Regions from separate parts of the Homo sapiens genome. Here region 2 is linked to region 1. The links are chromatin loops, found by intact Hi-C in ENCODE. Cell type or tissue: IMR-90. All regions are shown on one strand. Links, peaks and the distances in the headings refer to the core of each region. The heading gives the core; the rest is flanking DNA. Region 1 overlaps LOC105373953 (a long non-coding RNA gene). Region 2 has its middle 130 kb from the start of COL6A3.

The links. Peaks named below come from ENCODE experiments on the same cell type or tissue, not always from the same donor. Only the 100,000 strongest peaks of a DNase experiment are listed, where the experiment ranks them.
Region 2: a loop joins it to region 1, with 5 times the contacts of the local background. A loop is called at or near these places in 12 of 110 quality-filtered maps.

The regions. Positions count from the first base shown.
Region 1 is chr2:237,217,860-237,227,179 of GRCh38, forward strand. It overlaps LOC105373953 (a long non-coding RNA gene), which reads left to right. Exons shown (of 6, transcript XR_924035.3): 2 at 4,301-4,409; 3 at 8,279-8,401. Among named protein-coding and RNA genes, the nearest start is that of COPS8, 140 kb to the left of the region's middle. RefSeq lists an enhancer at 317-847. In IMR-90, for the core only: no CTCF peak of the experiment used is centred there; DNase peaks (open chromatin) are centred at 4,482, 5,092 and 5,582; H3K27ac peaks cover 2,321 bases.
Region 2 is chr2:237,277,037-237,286,356 of GRCh38, forward strand. No RefSeq gene overlaps it. Among named protein-coding and RNA genes, the nearest start is that of COL6A3, 130 kb to the right of the region's middle. In IMR-90, for the core only: a CTCF peak has its summit at 3,422; DNase peaks (open chromatin) are centred at 2,535 and 3,375; H3K27ac peaks cover 2,461 bases.

The sequences.
Region 1 (9,320 bases), core at 4,455-6,954:
GGTTTTCTTTTTGCTTCACATATCCAACTTGGTGCCGGAGAAGCTGCAAGCTAAAAACTCTAATGGGCACAGGCAGAAAGAGCCTTCCAAACAGCCTGCTTTCTCTAGCCCAAGGAAAGGGGGAAAAACTGAAAGCTTGTAGTAAATAGCTGCTCTTCAGCAGCCAAATATCAGGAACAAAGACCTGTGGTCCTTCTCCCAATGGCGCCAGCAAAATCTGAGTCAGGAACCTAGGCTTCTACCCTGGCTTGCCAGGCTGTAAGGAGGCACCTTGGTCTCCCATGCAGTGGTGGCAGAGAAGGCCCAATGGGGAACTGGGTTTCCTGCCACCACCAGCAATAACGCAGTGCCCATTCCCTCCCCTGCTGGAGTGGTGTCCAGGGAGGCCTGGTGGATAGGCAGAGCTTTCAACCCCACCCAGAAGTAATGGGGCCACCCCTCACGTCCCTTTGTCAGTGGAGGCCACACGCACTCAAGCAGTAACCAGCAGAAGTCAGCATTCTGACTTCTCCCAGTCAGGGAGGTTTTAGTGGAGATACAACAGGAAGCTAGAACTCCCACCTCCGCCTATCAGAAAAGACAACCCCCACCCTCAGGAATGAAAGGAGGCTCAGTGGGGAACCTGTCCTTCTACCCCCCACCTGGCAGGAATGAGGCGCCCCCACCCACTGCCTCTGCCAGAGCAGTGTCAGAGGAACTTGCTCAAACAGAAAATTTAAATAAGATTCACCGTCTCAAAGAAAATGCCCAAAATGTTTAGGTTTCAATCAAAAATTTCTCAGAGAACCGGGAAGATCTTAAACCGATTAAAAAACAACAATAGGTTCCAACACCAAAATAGCAGAGACTAGAATTATCTGACAAAGATTTTAAAGCAGCCATCAGTAAAATGTCTCAAAGAGAGATTACAAACATATGTGAAACAAATGTGAAACTCCAAGGTCTCACCAAAGAAACTCAAAGTCTCAGCAAAGAAATAGAGATGTAAAACTGGTCCACGTGGACATGCTACATGTTAAGCCAGCATTCTATTTCTGGAATAAATCCCACTTGGTCATGGTGTAGAACACTTCCTATATGTGTTGGCTTTAGGTTTTAAGACATTAGCATCAATATTTATAAGGAATATTCATCTGTAGTTTTCTCTTCTTGTGATATTTGCATCTGGTTTCAATTAACACAGACTTTATAGAAGGAATTGGGTAATGACCCATTACATTCTATTTTTTTGGAAGAGTTTGTGAAGAATTGGTGTTAATTCTTTAAACGTTTGAGAGGATTCACCAGTGAGGCCACCTAGTCTTGGGACATTCTTTGTGGGAAAATTTTGGATTGCCAATTCAATCTCTTTACTTGTTATAGATACATTCAGGTTTTTAAAATTTCTTCTCCATTTAGTTTTGGCAGTTTGTATCTTTTGAGGAATCGGTTCATTTCATCTAGGTCATTTAATGTGTTGGCATACTGTTTTGTATAGGATTCCCTTATATACTTTTTAAATTTCTCTGAGGTCAGTAGTAATGTTCCCCACTTCAGCATTGCTTTTAGTAATTTGAGTCCTCTGTCTCTCGTTTTTGGATGATAGGGGGTCAGTCTAGCTAAACTAGATTTCTCTTAGATGCCCTTTAAGAGATTGCAAAAGTCTCCTTCTGTTGCTCACTTCCTGAGTTTTTATCATAAGTGAGTGCTGAATTTTATTAAAAGTTTTCCCAGGCCGGGCGCGGTGGCTCACGCCTGTAATCCCAGCACTTTGGGAGGCCGAGGCAGGAGGATCACGAGGTCAGGAGATCAAGACCATCCTGGCTAACGCGGTGAAACCCCGTCTCTACTAAAAATACAAAAAATTAGCGGGGCGTGGTGGCGGGCGCCTGTAGTCCCAGCTAGTCGGGAGGCTGAGGCAGGAGAATGGCGTGAACCCGGGAGGCGGAGCTTGCAGTGAGCCGAGATCGCGCCACTGCACTCCAGCCCGGGCGGCAGAGCAAGACTCCATCTCAAAAAAAAAAAAAAAAAAAAAGTTTAAAAAATTTTCCCTGAATCTATTGAAATAATTCACTCCTCACTCACTTACCACAAGTAAGAAGACAATAGACATGGTAGTATGAATACCATTGAAAAATATGTGTGTAAGTGCATTCAATGACTGCTAAATATTGTAGTGGTGTTTGACTTTTTAACTCGTGGGCATGTACCATTTTAATTTTTTAAATTCCGTAAAGTGTAAAATAAAATGTGTCCCTTGTTTTTGCAGAGAAGTCTCTATTATGAATATTAGCAATCTCTAAATATATCCACAAATTCCAAGTAATGCAATAAAAATTCCAGTAGGAATTTAGCATGTTAGAATGACAAGAAGAAGAGACATAGAAGAGTTAAGAAAATTCTCGGGTGAGGAAAAAGGAGACTCGTTTAAATCAGATTTATCCTATCAAATACTCAAGTGCATTATCAAATGATAGTAAAGGAGTATAAAACTGACCCTGAAATAGATGGGCAGATCAATGTAATAGAATGAGAGTCCAGAAATAGAAATATGTATGTCACGATGTACTTTATGATAAAAAGTATCTTTTCAAATGAGGAGAAAAAAATTATTCAATAAATATTTGGGGGACTTTTGTAAAAAAAAATATAAAGCCAGATCTTTGGCTCACTCTTAGAATCAAAATTAATTCCAGATGGGTAAAATATTTAAAAGCAAAATACAAAATCATAAAATTATGAGGAATCATTTCTGGTGAAACCTTTAATAATACTGAAGTAGAGTGATTTCAAAACCAAAAAGTATAAAGGAAAAAAAGTGGATTCAAATACATATTATTTAGCAAAAAAGAACTTTTTTTAAACTACACTTTCACACTTTAAATCAACAGCAATATACTAACAGAAAATTCTTTACAGTATATAATAAATAAATGATTAATTTCCTTAATATACAAAGAATTTTTAAATTAAAAAAAGATGAATATACCAATTAAAAAATAGGTAAAGGGCATGAACAAACACTTGAAGAGGTTTAACCTCGTGCTTTAGCAAAGAGCTACAAATAAAATCAATAAGAAGATAGATGAAGCTACTATCAACTTAGCAACCATTTAAAAGATAGTCAAGAGACATTAAAACCCTTTTTAATAAATATTTCCCCTAAATTTCTATTGGGTTAAATTTTTCATTTAGGCATTACTTAAATCTTTCCCTTTTGTAAATTTTTTTTTTGCTTTTATGAATAATGTCCTTTCCCATTCTGAAATTAACATTTACTTATAATTCTTATGGTTTCTTAGGGATTTATTTTCTTTCTTTGTTTAACATGTAGCTCTTTAACACATTTAGAGTTGACTTTAGTGTTTGATATAAGGCGAGGACCGAATTAACTCATTTCCAAATACTTCATTAGTTGCCAGCACTATACATGGTGCAATCCTTCCTGCTCAAATCCGTAACAAAGTGGGTTTTATCATCTAGTCTAGATGAGTCTTTGCATGTTGGCCTATCTTCACCTGTACTTATATCTACATCTGATTCTGTCCACCAAACCTCTCCTGTTATAGAGGAATAAAACAAAGACCAGAGAAGATAACTGCTTTGTCCCAGGTCACACAGCTGGTAGCGGGGCAGAACCTGGGTGGGGGCCCTCGCCCACCCCTGTTCCTCCAGCACAGGCTCTCCCTAAGCTACATGTCCTCTCAACCAGGCTTCCTAGTACATGGGGAATAACGACCCTACCCTTCCCCACCTGATCCACCCAAGCTCTGCTCAGAAGGGGAAGTGGCGACCCTCCCGCAGGCGGTGGCACTCTCTCTCTCTCGTTGTGTCTGAAGGCTGTTCCACTTCCCAGGCTCTGTTCTGTGAGTCTCTGTGTTCTGTGAGGCTCCAAATGTGCTGCCCTACACAACACACAGCCAGAGAGTGGCTGGGGAGACGGTCTACCTGGCTGGAGAACCTGGACCCACACCCTTCTCTGCACATAAGGGCCAGTGCCCCTGACTCTAGGAGCCTAATAGGAACATAGGTCATTGCTGGAGTCAGACTGTCTGGGTTCAAATCTCTCTCTGCCACTTCTGGCTTGAATAACCTCTTCTGTGCCTCCGGTTCTCATCTCAAAAAGGAGGATAACAAGCAGACTTAACTCATAGGAGCTTGTAGAGGTGAACTCAGTTAACCTGAGTAACTTGCTTAGCACAGTGATTGCAAATGTTAGCTGTGGAGATCAATTTTACTAATTTTATTCAGTTGAAGGGTTGGTATCTAGTGAAATTTATATTGTTTCTTTTAAAAGATCATGTTTCTTTTTTCTCTTTAGTATTGAAATTGGCATCTTTGGGAGCTCGCTGTCATCTCTTCACAAAACATCCCCACGGAAAGCCAAACTTTCCCTTAGCAAGCGTGGCAACGTCCCAGAGTGCAGCCTGGTGAGTTTGGAATGCAGGTGGTTTGCGGACCCAAGGGAGAAAAAGTGACTGCAGATGGTGCATTTCCTGTTTATAACGTGCTTGGGGAAATGACCATTTTGCTCATGAAGAAAAAAGATTTTTTATCTTATTGGGTAAAGAAAAATAATAGACCACAGAGACAGAATATTACCACAGCATTTTTGTCTGATGAGAAACTGATTGGCTTGACTACATATTGATTAAACATTCTACATGCCGTTACTCTCTAGACAATAAGAATCTTGGCATACGATAACTTTGAAAGCAAAGTTCATTTACGGTCAGGTTGGTTTCACCAAAACAATCGTATTCCAATATTACGGTTCTCAAAACTGAAATACCTGAAAACCTCTTTGGGGACCTGGATTTTCAGTGGAAAACAAACTGCTCAGACAAAGCTGCTGGGGCCCCCATTTCCCACTGCTTCCTCAGTTTCCCCAAAACTAAACAATCTGGGAGACAGTGTGAAGTTAGTGCATGTTTAATTTGGCAACTCTCTTTCCAGATGTGTATGGTCCAGATGTGTTGAGTCTGCTCCCAAGTTATCAATCAAAAAGCAAACTGACCCGGGGTGGATGGCTGCATTTGTACAGCAGCTGCTGTCACCAGCGCACCCCCAAGCAATGTTTTCTTAAACTTAGATGTCCAGGCAGAAAAATCCCTTTGCCTTCTAGTGGCCCCTGCCTAACATTTCCCTCCATACCCTTCTAGATTACCTTACACGGAGAGAATTAAGTTAGGGGATTTGTCTGCTGTCAGTCCCCTTTTTCTTCTGGTTCTATTTTTAGCCTTAATGGTCTTTTCTAATAGGTCCAAACTGTGCAACAATACGTAAAACTAATTGTATTTTACATAAAAATCCATGATCACATCTAGCCAGCCAAAATGGATCAGAGAAGCTCCATACAGTCGTGTGGATTTTTTTATTTGACTAGAAGCCATCCATGTGCCTACCTGATGCATGTGCACACATGCATCCACGCACCTTGCATGCACACACACATGCACATGCACTCTTCCAGGATGGCTTTGAAGTGGCGAGGGTAGAAAGGAACTCTTGGTCCCAAGGGCTGGCCTCATGAAGGAGCTCCAAGATGCAACTCATTCTTGAATTGCAGCCAGGACCTCAACTATTCCCTGCAGGAATTCCCCTAAGAAGAATGTGTTGGTCTTATGTGTCACGGGTTGCCCCAAGTCATCCTGGCTTCTGGGGTTGTGGGCTTTTGTTCAGAGAAAACAGGGACTGCTGAAACCTTGTAGTGGATACTCTCTGTTCCCTGCCCAGATCTCTGGGCTGGTGCCCCATCCTCTAGGTCTGTGAGCATTGGCTGCCGAGGGCTCACAGCTGCCCATTTCCAGAGAAGTTCCCTTGGGACAGTAACAGCTTCTGGGCCCAGAAGATTACTCTCCCACACACAAGGCAGCCAAGGGCCAAGCCTGACTAGGACAAAAGCCCAGGCCCCCTCCCTCACAGTGGGACCACTCCGTGGTGCAATTCACACTCCCCAACTTCCCCGGGGATCAGGCAGAAACTGGACCCCAGCCAAGAACCTGCCTGGCTCCACCCTTCTCCAGGCTTCTTGGCTTCCTTCACTCCCTTTCTGCCCACAGGTCCTACAATAGATCATTTCCACAAGACCCCCGTCTCAGACTCTGCCTAAGAAATCCCTCATCTTAATCACTGAGCCCATCTGGCGTCTTTCTTTTATAAAAAATTTGTATTTTTATTTTAAGTTCCTGGGTACATGTGCAGGATGTGCAGGTTTGTTACATAGGTAAACGTGTGCCAAGGTGGTTTGCTGCACCTATTAACCCATCACCTAGGTATTAAGCCCAGCATGCATTAGCTATTTTTCCTAATGCTCTGCCTCCCCGCCACCCACCCACCAGCAGGCCCTACTGTGTTGTTCCCCTCCCTGTGTCCATGTGTTCTCATTGCTCAGCTCCCACTTATCTAGAACCAGAAATACCATTTGACCCAGCAATCCCATTACTGGGTATATACCCAAAGGAAAATAAATCACTGGACTACAAAGGTACATGCATGCGTATGTTCATGTTCATGGCATCTTTCATTTAGGCATCAAACTCCCCTCAGTCAGGAAGGACGGTGACAGTCTCCACACCCTCCAGGCTATTGGGACAGATTCTGTTTTTTTCACCCTGCCCTGCAACAAAATTATTTTCTGCTTTCACCAAACCCAGGCAAACAGACTCCACTAGACCTGGAGACTAGGAATAGAAAATGTACATAAATTGTGGTTTTAAAAATTCACTTAGATATGAATAATATGATGATAATTATTAGGAAAACATGGAACATTAAGACGTTGAAAATAAGTTCTACAAGTAAATGTGCCAGTCAACAAAGATTCATTCAGGGTTCCAGGGTGTCACTTGAGTTAGTGACCATTGTATAAAGTTCTAATCTGTGCTTGAAAGTTCGAATTTTCATGGTCAATTGTTTTCCTTGAAGTGACAGGCCCACACCATTAATTCTTTTAGCAACTCTCTGGCAAATACCTAAGTCCGAACAACCATAATTTGTCTTTCAGTTATTCTTTCAAGTAAAAATGGCGTTCTAGGCTTGGCACAGTGGCTTACGCATGTAATCCCAGCACTTTGGGAGGCAGAGACGGGCGATCATTTGAGGTCAGGAGTTCAAGACCAGCCTGGCCAACACAGCAAAAACCTATCTCTACTAAAAACACAAAAGGTAGCCAGGCATGGTGGCACACGCCTGTAATCCCAGCTACTCGGGAGGCTGAAGCAGGAGAATCACTTGAACCTGGGAGGCGGAAGTTGCAGTGAGTCAAGATCGCACCAATGCACAATGCACTCCAGCCTGGGCGACAGAGGGAGACTCCATCTAAAAAAAAAAAAAAAAAGAAAATTGGTGTTCTATGAAAAAAGAGACTAGCTCAGCTCACAACACAAACAATGCATGAGAGCTCTTCTTTGGGATAACCCTTGTAGTTGGTGTACGGAGGTCTCATATGTGTTCTCCCCATCTTGGCACTCAGAATATTCAAAGGACAGGTCCTCAAAAGTTAAAATTTAATAAAATCAATAATTTTATTGATTTTATAAATAAAATTTATTTATGAAATACTGCTGTGGCAATGGAGAGCTCAGGTGTCCTGGTAGAATTTGATGTCACTGCCTGGGTTCCTGCCAAGGTGCTGGAACCATGGTTTTTGCACCCTTAGGGAAAATGTCAACACAGTAGAGAAGGCAAAAATGTCTTAGTGGAGTTTTTAAATAAGTTTTTTATTCTGGAATATTTGTTATTTTTTAATGTATAATTGACAAAAATTATATAAGTAGATGTATAATGTGATGATTTGATATGTGTACACTTTGTGATACAATCAAGCTAATTGACACACACATCACCTCACGTAGCTACCATTTGTGCGTGCTTGCTGAGTACATTTAAGATCCACTTTTTAAATCACTTTTTAATTTTTTTATTTCAATAGGTTTTTGGAGAACAGGTGGTGTTTGGTTACATGGATAAGTTCTTTAGTGGTGATTTCTGAGATTTTGGTGCACCCATCACCCAAGCAATGTACACTGTAACCAATGTGTGGTCTTTTATCACTCGCCACCGCCCACCCTTTTCTTAACAAATTTCAAGTGTGCACTACAGTGGTATTAACTGCAGCCTCGATTTACAGAAACATTGCAAAGGTCATACAGAGTTTTCATGAACCCCACACTCTATTTCCCTGATGATTAATATCTTTTATTAGTATGGTACTTTGGTCACAACCATTAGCATTAGCTGAAATCCATGCTTTATTCAGATTTGCTGAGTTTCACCCAATGTCCTTTTTCTGTTTCAGGATCCCGTCAAGGATATCACATGATACTTCCTTGTCATGTTTCCTTAGGCTCATCTTGACTGTCCATTTCTCAGACCTTCCTTGATTTTGGTGACCTTGACAATGTTGAGGAACAGTGGTCAGGTATCTTGTAGAATGTTCTTTCATCGGGGCTTGTTGATGTTTTCTCTGAATTAGACTGGGTTTGTGGGTTTTGGGGAAGAAACACCACAGAAGAGAAGCACCATTCTAACTGCATCATATTAAGGGTAGATACTATCAACCTAACTTCTTTTTTTTTTTTGACATGGTGTTTTGCTCTTGTTGCCCTAGCTGGAGTGCAGTGGCACGATCTTGGCTCACTGCAACCTTCACCTCCTGGGTTCACGCGATGCTCCTGTCGCAGCCTCCCGAGTAGCCGGGATTATAGGTGTGCACCACCACACCCGGCTAATTTTTGTATGTTTATTAGAGACGGGGTTTCACCATGTTGACTAGGCTGGCCACAAACTCCTGACCTCAGGTGATCCACCTGCTCGGCCTCCCAAAGTGCTGGGATTATAGGCCTGAGCCACTGCGCCCAGCCTCAACCTGACTTGTTATTGTTGATGTTGACTTTGATCAACTGACAGGTTTGCCAGGTGATCAATGTGTTTGTCAGGTTTCTACAGTGCAAACTTACCTTCTCTCTTTTCCATGCTGCACCCTTTGAAAAGAAGTCACCATGTGCAGCCTACATTTAATGAGTGGAGAGTTATGCCCCGCCTCCTGGAGGATGAACTATCTACATAAATTATTTGAAATTCTTTTGCATGGAATATTTTCTTAATGTTATTGTGAAAATAATTTTGACCTTGCAGAACCATGAAAGGCTGTTCGGGAAAACCCCCAGAAGTCTGTAGACCATACTTAGAGAAACACCATTCCATGCAATGGAGGCAGGGGTGGATGTGTCTGGAACCTGGGCACTATACTTGCGTGTACCTTGATGCTTCCAGGATTCCCTAGAAATCACTGTGGAAGGATTATTGCAGCCACTATTGCTTGACAAGGGCTCAGACCC
Region 2 (9,320 bases), core at 2,475-4,974, 57 kb after region 1:
ATAAAATGTCGAAAAATAACAGATGCTTGCAAGGTTACAGAGAAAAGGGAACACTTACACTCTGTTGGTGGGGGTGTAAATTAGTTCAGCCATTGTGGAAAGCAATGTGGCAATTCCTCAAATTGCCAAAAACAGAACTACCATTCAACCCAGCAATTCCATTACTAGGTATATACCCAAAGGACTATAAATCATTCTACCACAAAGACACATGCACACAAATGTTCAATGCAGCACTGTTCACAATAGCAAAGGCATGGAATCAACCTAAACGCCCACCAGTGACAGATTGGATAAAGAAAATGTGGTACATACACACCGTCAAATGCTATGCAGCCATAAAAAAGAATGAGATCATGTCTTTTGGAGGCCATTATCTGTAGCAAACTATACCACAGGAACAGAAGACCAAATACCGCACGTTCTCACTTATAAGTGGGATGATGAGATCACATGGACACAAAGAGGGGAACAACAGACACTGGAGCCTACTTGAGGGTGGAGAGTGGGAGGAGGGAGAGAATTTTTAAAAATTTGGGTATTAGGCTTAGTACCAGGGTGTCCAAATAATCTCTACAACAATTCCCATTACATGAGTTTACCTATATAAAAAACCTGCACATGTACCCCTGAACCTAAAATAAAAGTTTCAAAAAAATATATGAATATTTAATGCATTGAATTGTACACTCAAAAGTGGTTAAAGTGGTAAATTTTATGCCATGTATAATATTCTTTGCCACAATAAAAAGCATGTATGTTGACAGAAAAAAAAATGTACACTTTGACCCAGCTTTTCATTTTCTCCATCTACCAAATGCCTAAGCAAGAGGAAAACTGCCACCATTGTGCTGTGTTTAGGGTAATGGTGGCTTTCTACTCACATTCATCATTTTAATAACCGTGTGGTGCTGTAGATCTCTCATCTGTCAGTCCTAACGTGTGATAGAATCTAGAATATTCTCTCCATACATTTTTAGTAAAAAGCTGAAGATTTTTATTGTTAAAGGTGAGAGTAATACAAACTTAACAAATTCATCGTATCTGTTGAAACGGGCTCACTTTTTCCAGTTTGTTCAGTGAACTAAATTAAGGGAGGAAACCACCCCTCATATTGTCTTATGCCCAATTTCTGCCTCCAAAGAAAGAAGAAGTAAAAACTAAAAGGCAGAAATGGAATCCACAGGCAGACAGCCCGGCGCCGAGCCCTGGGCCTGGTTAAAGATCGACCCCTGACCTAATCGGTTATGTTATCTATAGACTCCAGACATTGTATGGAAAAGCACTGTGAAAATCCCTGTCCTGTTCTGTTCCATTCCGTTCTGATTACCGGTGCATGCAGCCCCCAGTCACATACCCACTGCTTGCTCAATCAATCACAACCCTCTCGCGTGGACCCCCTTAGAGTTCTAAGCCCTTAAAAGGGACAGGAATTGCTCACTTGCGGAGCTCGGTTTTTGGAGACGTGAGTTTTGCGGAAGCTCCCGGCCAAATGAAGCCCTTCCTTCTTTAACTCCGTGTCTGAGGGGATTTGTCTGCGGCTTGTCCTGCTACAAAATTACAAAGCTTCGCTCTGGGGTTTTGATTGTTCCATTTTGCTCTGACAACTCTGACTTGACTGCTAGGCTTTCTGAGTGATGATCTGATTTTTAAAGTCCCTTAACAGGATATGAATCTTGTAGTATTGCATTATAATTGCTAACAGGCTGCCTGGCTCGGCTTGAGTTAAGTTGCAACTCGTTTCCAAAGGAGGCAAATGAGGCCAGTGCCCGGGAGCATAGCCCCAGCATGGCTGCCAAAATGCTGACCAGTGATTCATTTTATGACCTACCTTCAAGCAAGCAATTTTAAAGAAAGAGGGATGCCTCCTGCACTATCGTTTTGAATATAACCTAGTCACATTCTTTCAGAATTGTTTTGTAGTGTATTTAAATATGGAAAGAGCCTTCGCTTCATAGCACATATTACATTTGTAACCTGTATTGGCATACCTAAATCCCAGGCCCTTTGCTGTAACATTTTTACTTTAGATTGGAGCTGGGGAACACTCTCATTTTATCTCCTGCTGCATCTCAGATGTGAAGGCTCTTTGGGCTCCACCATTACCTCCCTGGCAGTCCACCCTGCACCATAGCAACAAGCACATGTGCTCCCTCCAAGTCAGGGGACACCAGGCAGGATGGGGAGAGGGAGGTGAGAGCAGAGACGGACCTGGACTAGAGCTGGCAGGGCTTTGCTGTGAATAGGATGGAAGGCTTCCCACTCTGGGGAAAACCGGGAGAGCATGGAGTCATGGACGCTGGGAGAAGAAAGGTTTTAGAGGAGGCCAAGGGTACTAAAGCCCACCAAGGGTAGCTTAGGTAAGATGAGGACAGAGTCACAGCATGGAGCATACTGATGGTGGGGCAAAAGGACATTTCCGTGGGGTCAGAGCCTGATGACAGCAGTTTATAGAGAGGCTAGAAGGAGGGGTTTGGCTGAGACATAGAGCTGAGAAACGAGAGGGAGCTGGGTAATCTGTGGAGTTCAAGAAGCTTGCTGGTGGTGGTGTTTGTTTGTTTTAGGACGAAAGCTATGAAGGAGTATGTGGCTGATGGGAAGGACACAGAAGACAGATGCTGATGCTACAAAAGACGGAGACACTTGTAGAGTCAAGGTGCTTAGGAGACAGAGGGAGACGCAGAACACAGGTTGGGGGTCTGCATTTGGTGGCAGCAGGGACTCCGCTGCCAGGTGAAAGGGGATCCATGGAAAGAGACAAAAGGTCTATGGCTTGTTGGGGACAGAGGACACAACGGAAGCCAGCAAGCCAAAGCCCCTCATTCCAAACACCAGCTTTGGAGTCCGTACAGGGCTGGCTGTCCACATGGTCATCTGTTCTCAGACAAAAACTTCACTACACATTGCAGAAAAAAATAAGAAGTGAACTTTGTCCCTGTGATTTCTGCTGTCCCCACTCATTGACGGTCTGTTGGAACCTTGGGCGGAGTCTTGTCTGCATTTCGCGTGGGCACCTGCAAAGAAGCTCGTGACATGGTGGGACCCCAGTGACACAGAGCTGCAGAGTCTGGACTGCAAAGGCCTTCACCCTCAAAGTCGCTCATTCACAGAGTGGGAAACTGGAAGAGCGGGCCAAAACGAACGGAATGGAATTTTAAAGGGATTGATGTAAATTTCTGCTCTGGAGTTTTTTTTAAAATAAACGTTATACATGTTTGGAATGAAGGGAAACAATAGCCAGCTGTGTACGTGTGGGAGCCGATAGGAGTCGGGAGGACACAAAATTAATACAGTAATGAAAATGTCAGAGACCAGCCCCATCACCCCACAGTATATCAAATTTCCCCAGTGAATCATCTCGGAGGAAATGCCTTCCGTAGTACCGAATAAAAACCATGAGAGTCAACCGTGGTCTGCAGCTTGTGGGAATTTCTTCAGCCACCCACACCGCTGGTTTGGATGACAAATAAGCCCCCACAGGCCACGCTGAGCCCAGTGGCCACTTGAGGCTGCTTAGATCTGTCTCGGCTCTGAGGACCTCCCTCTGGAAAATGTACATCCTGTGCACTTGAATTTACTGAAACTTCTTCATTTTAACGTTGTAATCAAGGCCAATCATTTTCATGTCAATTTTTTAAAAACCCCATCGCAGGGAAAACAGGGCTCTGCACACAGGAAATACTCAGAAGCCATGTTTCTACTTAATGGTAAAATAAGGACCAACAATTCTTGTGTTACCAACCTCACCAGGTTTTCAGGTCAAAGGAAATATACCACTGACGTCTTTGCAAATACAGACGTTCCCCAAAAAGCATATTTGGGTTTGTATAACACCTCAATTAACTGGATTAAATTGGGAATGGGTTTCTGGTTAACTGAATTTGTTTCAACCCATGTTAAAAGCTTCCTAAAATGTTTGTTCGCCTTTTTACTTCGGTAACACCATCTGGGGCATCTCTCAGCCCCTCCTGGCTCAGGGGTCAGGCAGGAATGAGTGGAGCTAACCCTGAACGAATATTGGCCCCCTTAATGAATCCACTTCATTTCTGATCAATGCCTCTCCTCTGAGACAAGCTCCATGACGACAGGAACCATGTCTATCTTGGCTTGGATGACAAATCAGCCCCCACAGGCCACGACGAGCTCAGTGGCTGGGAGCCTTGGGGCCCAATACAACGTCTTCGTTCAGAGGGTGTGTAATAAATATGTGTTATGTGAAAAGTTTCCTGATGTTAGTCTTGTTTTAATTCATTTTTCTTCCAAAATAGAGAACAGTTCATAAAATGGATATTCTAATTGGTTTGTTGAAATAATTTAGCTTTACCATCTTTGCACAATAGTAATTATTTTCAAATGGAAAATCAGAATATTCGGAGAATGACCATCTCCCTGTCTACATAAAATCAAAGCACAAAGTGAATTAAAACATTTTAAAAATCAACAGATCCAAACAACCCACACCACAGTTGGAAAACTCAGAGGCTCTCACTGGCTTTGGTAGGACTTGGGTGCTGTTGGCAAGAGTGGGCAGGGAACCGGACGTCAAGGTTTGTCTAGGCAAGAGAAAGTTTGTGTTTAGGATGAAGTAAAGAAAAGTCCAGGACAGGGAGGGATTCCTAGGTGAGCAAATTTTAGAGGCCTAAAGGAAATTATCTGCATCTTCTAACATACTGTCAAATTAGGGAAATTATTGTAACTTGGAAGCAACTGGAAGCAAAGGACAAAAGCCTTGCCCTAATGTGCACGTAAAATGAGTCCTGCCTTAGCTTCTTACTTAATTCCCTTTTGCTAATAAGGCTTTGCTGTAAAATGCTTGTCATTTTGCGTCCAAAATGATCTGTGGCATTGAGAACACCAGCAGTGATGGAAGCGATGAGCCTCTGGTGGAGTCTCTGGCACATTTCCCAAGAGGGCAAATTGAATAGAACTGGAGGCCACAGTGACCACAACCTAGTCAGAAACTCAGCCACTTCTAGATGGTAGGATTTCTCAAAGACAGGCTGGTTTGGGCATAATGCCAGGAAATGAATTTCAAAGTTCTTCAACCTCAATTTGGAAATCATGTCTCATCTTAAGGACAAAGGAGCCCACACACAGAATATTGGATTATAGGATTTACAAATCCAACCATTGTTTAAATGCCATAAAGCTTACTAGATCTGCAGCTTCAGTTATGTCTGCACGTTTCATCACACTGACTTATGGAGCACTTATGGAGCACTGAGTAACTGACAAACACTTAATCCTCCTAGGTATTTTGTAAACTAAGGCTTGGAGACATGAAACGACTTAAATCCTACAGCAAGTGACTACGGAAAAGATTACAACTCAAGTCTTCAGGCTTTACTTCAAAGCAAATGTAATCTGCCTGATAATCATGTTAAATTACCTTCCATACTAGAAGACGAATTCCATGAGGATAGGGATTTTTGTCCATTTGTTTACTGGTGTGTCCCCAGCATTTGGGACAAAATAGGATGTTCAAATATTTGTAGCAGGAAAAAAAGAAAGGAGAGAAGAAGGAAGAAGAAGGAAGGATAGGAGAGGGAGGGAGAGAAGCAGGAAGAAAACAAGGAAGGAAGGGAAGAAGGAAGGAAGGAGAGGGGAGGGAGGGGAGGGGAGAGAAGGGGGAGGGGAAGGGGAAGGAGAAGGGGAAGGGGGAGGGGAAGGGGAAGGAGAAGGGGAAGGGGAAGGAGAAGAGGAAGGGAAGGAGAGAGGAGAGGAAGGGAGGGGAGGTGAGGGGAAGGGTGGGAAGGGAAGGGAGGGGAGGGGAGGGGAAGGGAAGGATGGAAATGTCCCATTTACTCATGTGCATCTACATGGAGGAGCAGAAATGCCAAGAGCTTTATTCATTTGGGAAGCACTGCATTAACTCTGCAGCTGTGACTGAGTTGTGTAGGTGGAGGAGACAGTGTCTGTCTGTCTACCCCAGAGCAGAGTTGGGATAAGTGGTAGAGCCTCTGATGATGACTGGGTGTTCCTAGGTTTTTAGTTTCAGCCCAAAGCCTCCCCCGTCTGTCTGGATCCTAGGTGAAGACCTCAGAAAAGAGAAGCTTTCTGTCTGGCCCTTTTCTAACAATCCAGGCTGAGATGAGATTGACAATCACAACCAACGCCCCACCATTCTCATTTCACTTTTTTTTTGCTCAACCTAAAAGTGATCCTGTTTAGTGTTTGAAGTAATCCAATAGTGTTTGCTCTTATATCAGGAAATTTCACATAATTAATTGTAGCACATGCTGGCAAGTGATCACATTTTTGCTCTACGGCCTTAGCAAATTCCACCATGCAGTGGGAACAACTTCATTATACCCAAGTAGTGAGCTACTTGTGCAATCAGGCTGGATATTTACATTTTTGAAATGGAATTGGGCTGTATTAAGATGACCCATCTAGAAGCATTGATGGCTTGTACTTTTTTCTTTTTTTCTTTTTTTTGTAATTCTGATTGGTGTTTTCCATTTGGAAAGATAATTTTTTTTTAGTAAATTTTCATATCACGAAGGCATTTGTATTCAATGACAACCCACTTCTAATGGTATTATGACAGATAAGGTAGTGTGTGCCCAGTGGCTGAGGAAAAACGTCCAATAATTTTGGATATACTGTAGTATGTGAAATGCATAAAATGGATATAGACACATGGTGGTTTCCAAAAACAGCTGCAGTGTCACCAACTTATAACAATGTCTATGACTCACATCTTTAAAGGAATGACATTTCCACTTTGATGAATCATATCTGGACTATCACCAATGAGTTTTAATAATCTATTTCTCTAAGAGTAATGCTTTCCTGATGGAAATTTAAAATTTTAAACTTTTTAAGGTATTAGATATCTAACTGTAATTCCTGTCAGTGCTGTTTCTTAAATATCTCTGCAATTCCTGTCCCTGCAAATGGGATCCGCTGTGTCCCTACGCAAACGTAGCACAGCAGATTTCAGCAGAATCCACACTTAACTAAAATAGAGCAGAGAGCTGTTTAGGAGCTGCCCTGCACCCCTCTTTTGTAGCCTCAACTCTTGCCTCTCCTCATGCGGCACCCTACTCTCCCATGGTTCTTACTAATCTGCAATGGCCAGTATCAATCCCTGCTCATTCTTATGTCTTTGCGTCATACCTGCTATTGCCCCTGCCTCGGTCATGCTTCTTCGTTGGTGCAACTCCCTCATTCCCTTTAAGCTGATTTCTTCTCCCCACCCCCAAGACAGGTTATCAGAGCCCCTGTCTGCTCTCTCAGGACACCTCAGCTTGCAGGACACACACTCCCAACATTGTCTTCTCAGCTCCTCGATAGCCCCTGTCTCCTTTTCCACCTCCACCTCTCCTAACCCTAAATGTGGTCCCTGAGGACCACCTCATCCTGTTCTTCACACTAAACTCTGCCTGTGCAATCCCATCTGTGTCATGACTTTAGAGACCATCTATGAACTGAATATCCTAAAATCTCCATCTCTAGTCCACACCTCTTTCTGAGAGCCAGACTCACAAAATCCCACTATCTTATTGACAGCTCCACATAGGTAACTAAGTGGTACCTCAAACTCAATGTGCTTAAAGCATGAGCTCATCTTCCACTCCAGTTGCCAGAGAAACCCTGCTTCTCTCCTGAGGCACCATGTTGGTGAATGCAATCATCATACAGCCTCTTGCTCAAGACTCAAATCTGAAGGTATCTGTGACTTTTCTCTCCGTGTCCAATATAGCATCACTTTTATGAATTTCTTCAATATTGCACATTCTCTCCCCTATACTCATAATTGTCTGTGCTGTGAAACTTCTCTGATTGCCTCCTCACTGGTCCCCATGCAGCTATGTTTGTCCCCTTGTCAATCCATTCTACCCATCACATCCATAATCATCTTTATGAAATGCAAATCAATCCATGTCACTTTCCAACATGGAATCTCAGTGGGTTCTACTCCACTCTCAGGATAGAGGCCAAAATTCTCAGTATGGTACATAAGTTCACCCCCAGGCCCAGCTTTCTCCATCAGCTCCCACCACCACTCTCTCCACTCCAGACATTCTAGGTTGCTCTCAATCCTTTTTTATTGACTTTTTTATATTAGTTTTAGGTTCACAGCAAAATGGAACAGAAGATATGGAGATTTGTCATATACCTCCTTTCTCCACATAGTCCTCCTCATTATCAACATCCTCTAACAGAAAGTATATGTATTACAATTGATGAACTAGATGGATACATCATTATCATCTGGAGTCCATAGTTTACTTTAGGGTTCACTCTTGGTGTTGTGCATTCTATGGATTTAGACAAATGTATAAGGACATGTATCCACCACTACAGTGTCATACAGAGAGTAGTCTTACTGCTCTAAATGTTCTCTGTGCGCCACTTATCCATCCCTCCATCCCCCTAACCCTTGGCAACCACTGGTCTTGTTCCTGTCTCTATGGTTCTGCTATTTCCAGACCGACATATAGTTGAAATTATGTAACATTTAGCCTTTTCAGATTGGCTTCTTTCAATCTTACAATGCATAGTAATATACATTTAAGTTCCCTCCATGTCTTTTCAATGGCTTGAAAACGAATTTATTTTTATTGCTGACTAATATTCCTTTGTGTAGATATACTGCATTTATTTATCCACTCACCTACTGAAGGACATCTTGGTGGGTTCTAAATTTTGGCAATTTTGAATAAAGCTGCTATAAACATTTGCATGTAGGTTTTTGTGTGGTCATAAGTTTTTAACTCCTTTGGGTAAAAAACAAGGAGCCCATTATGCAATCATAAGTGTGATGGTTAATATTAGGCGTCAGCTGAATTGGATTGCAGGATGCCTAAATGGCTGGTAAAGAATTATTTCTAGGAGTGTCTGTGAGGTTGTTGCCAGAGAAGATTGGCATGTGAATCGGTGGACTAGGAAAGGAAGACCCACCCTCAATGTGGGTGGGCACCATTCAATCTGCTGCCAGCACAGCTAGAACGAAGCTGGTGGAAAAAGGTGGGATAAGTGGGGTGCTGAGTCCTGGGTCGTCTTCTTCTTCCAGTGTTGGACTCTTGCTTCCATTCCTCCTGCTCTTGGACATCAGACTCCAAGTTTTTCAGCCTTTGGACTCTGGGACTTGCACCAGCAGCTTTCCGAGAACTCTTGAGCCTTTGGCTTTAGACTGAAGGCTGCACTGTTGGCTTCCCTGGTTTTGACACTTTCAGACTTGGACTGAGCCACTACTGGCTTCTCTCTATCCCCAGCTTGCTGATGGCCTATCGTGGAACTTAACCTTGTGACCGTGCGAGACAGTTCTCCCTAATAAACTCCCTTTTATATATACATATATCCTGTTGGTT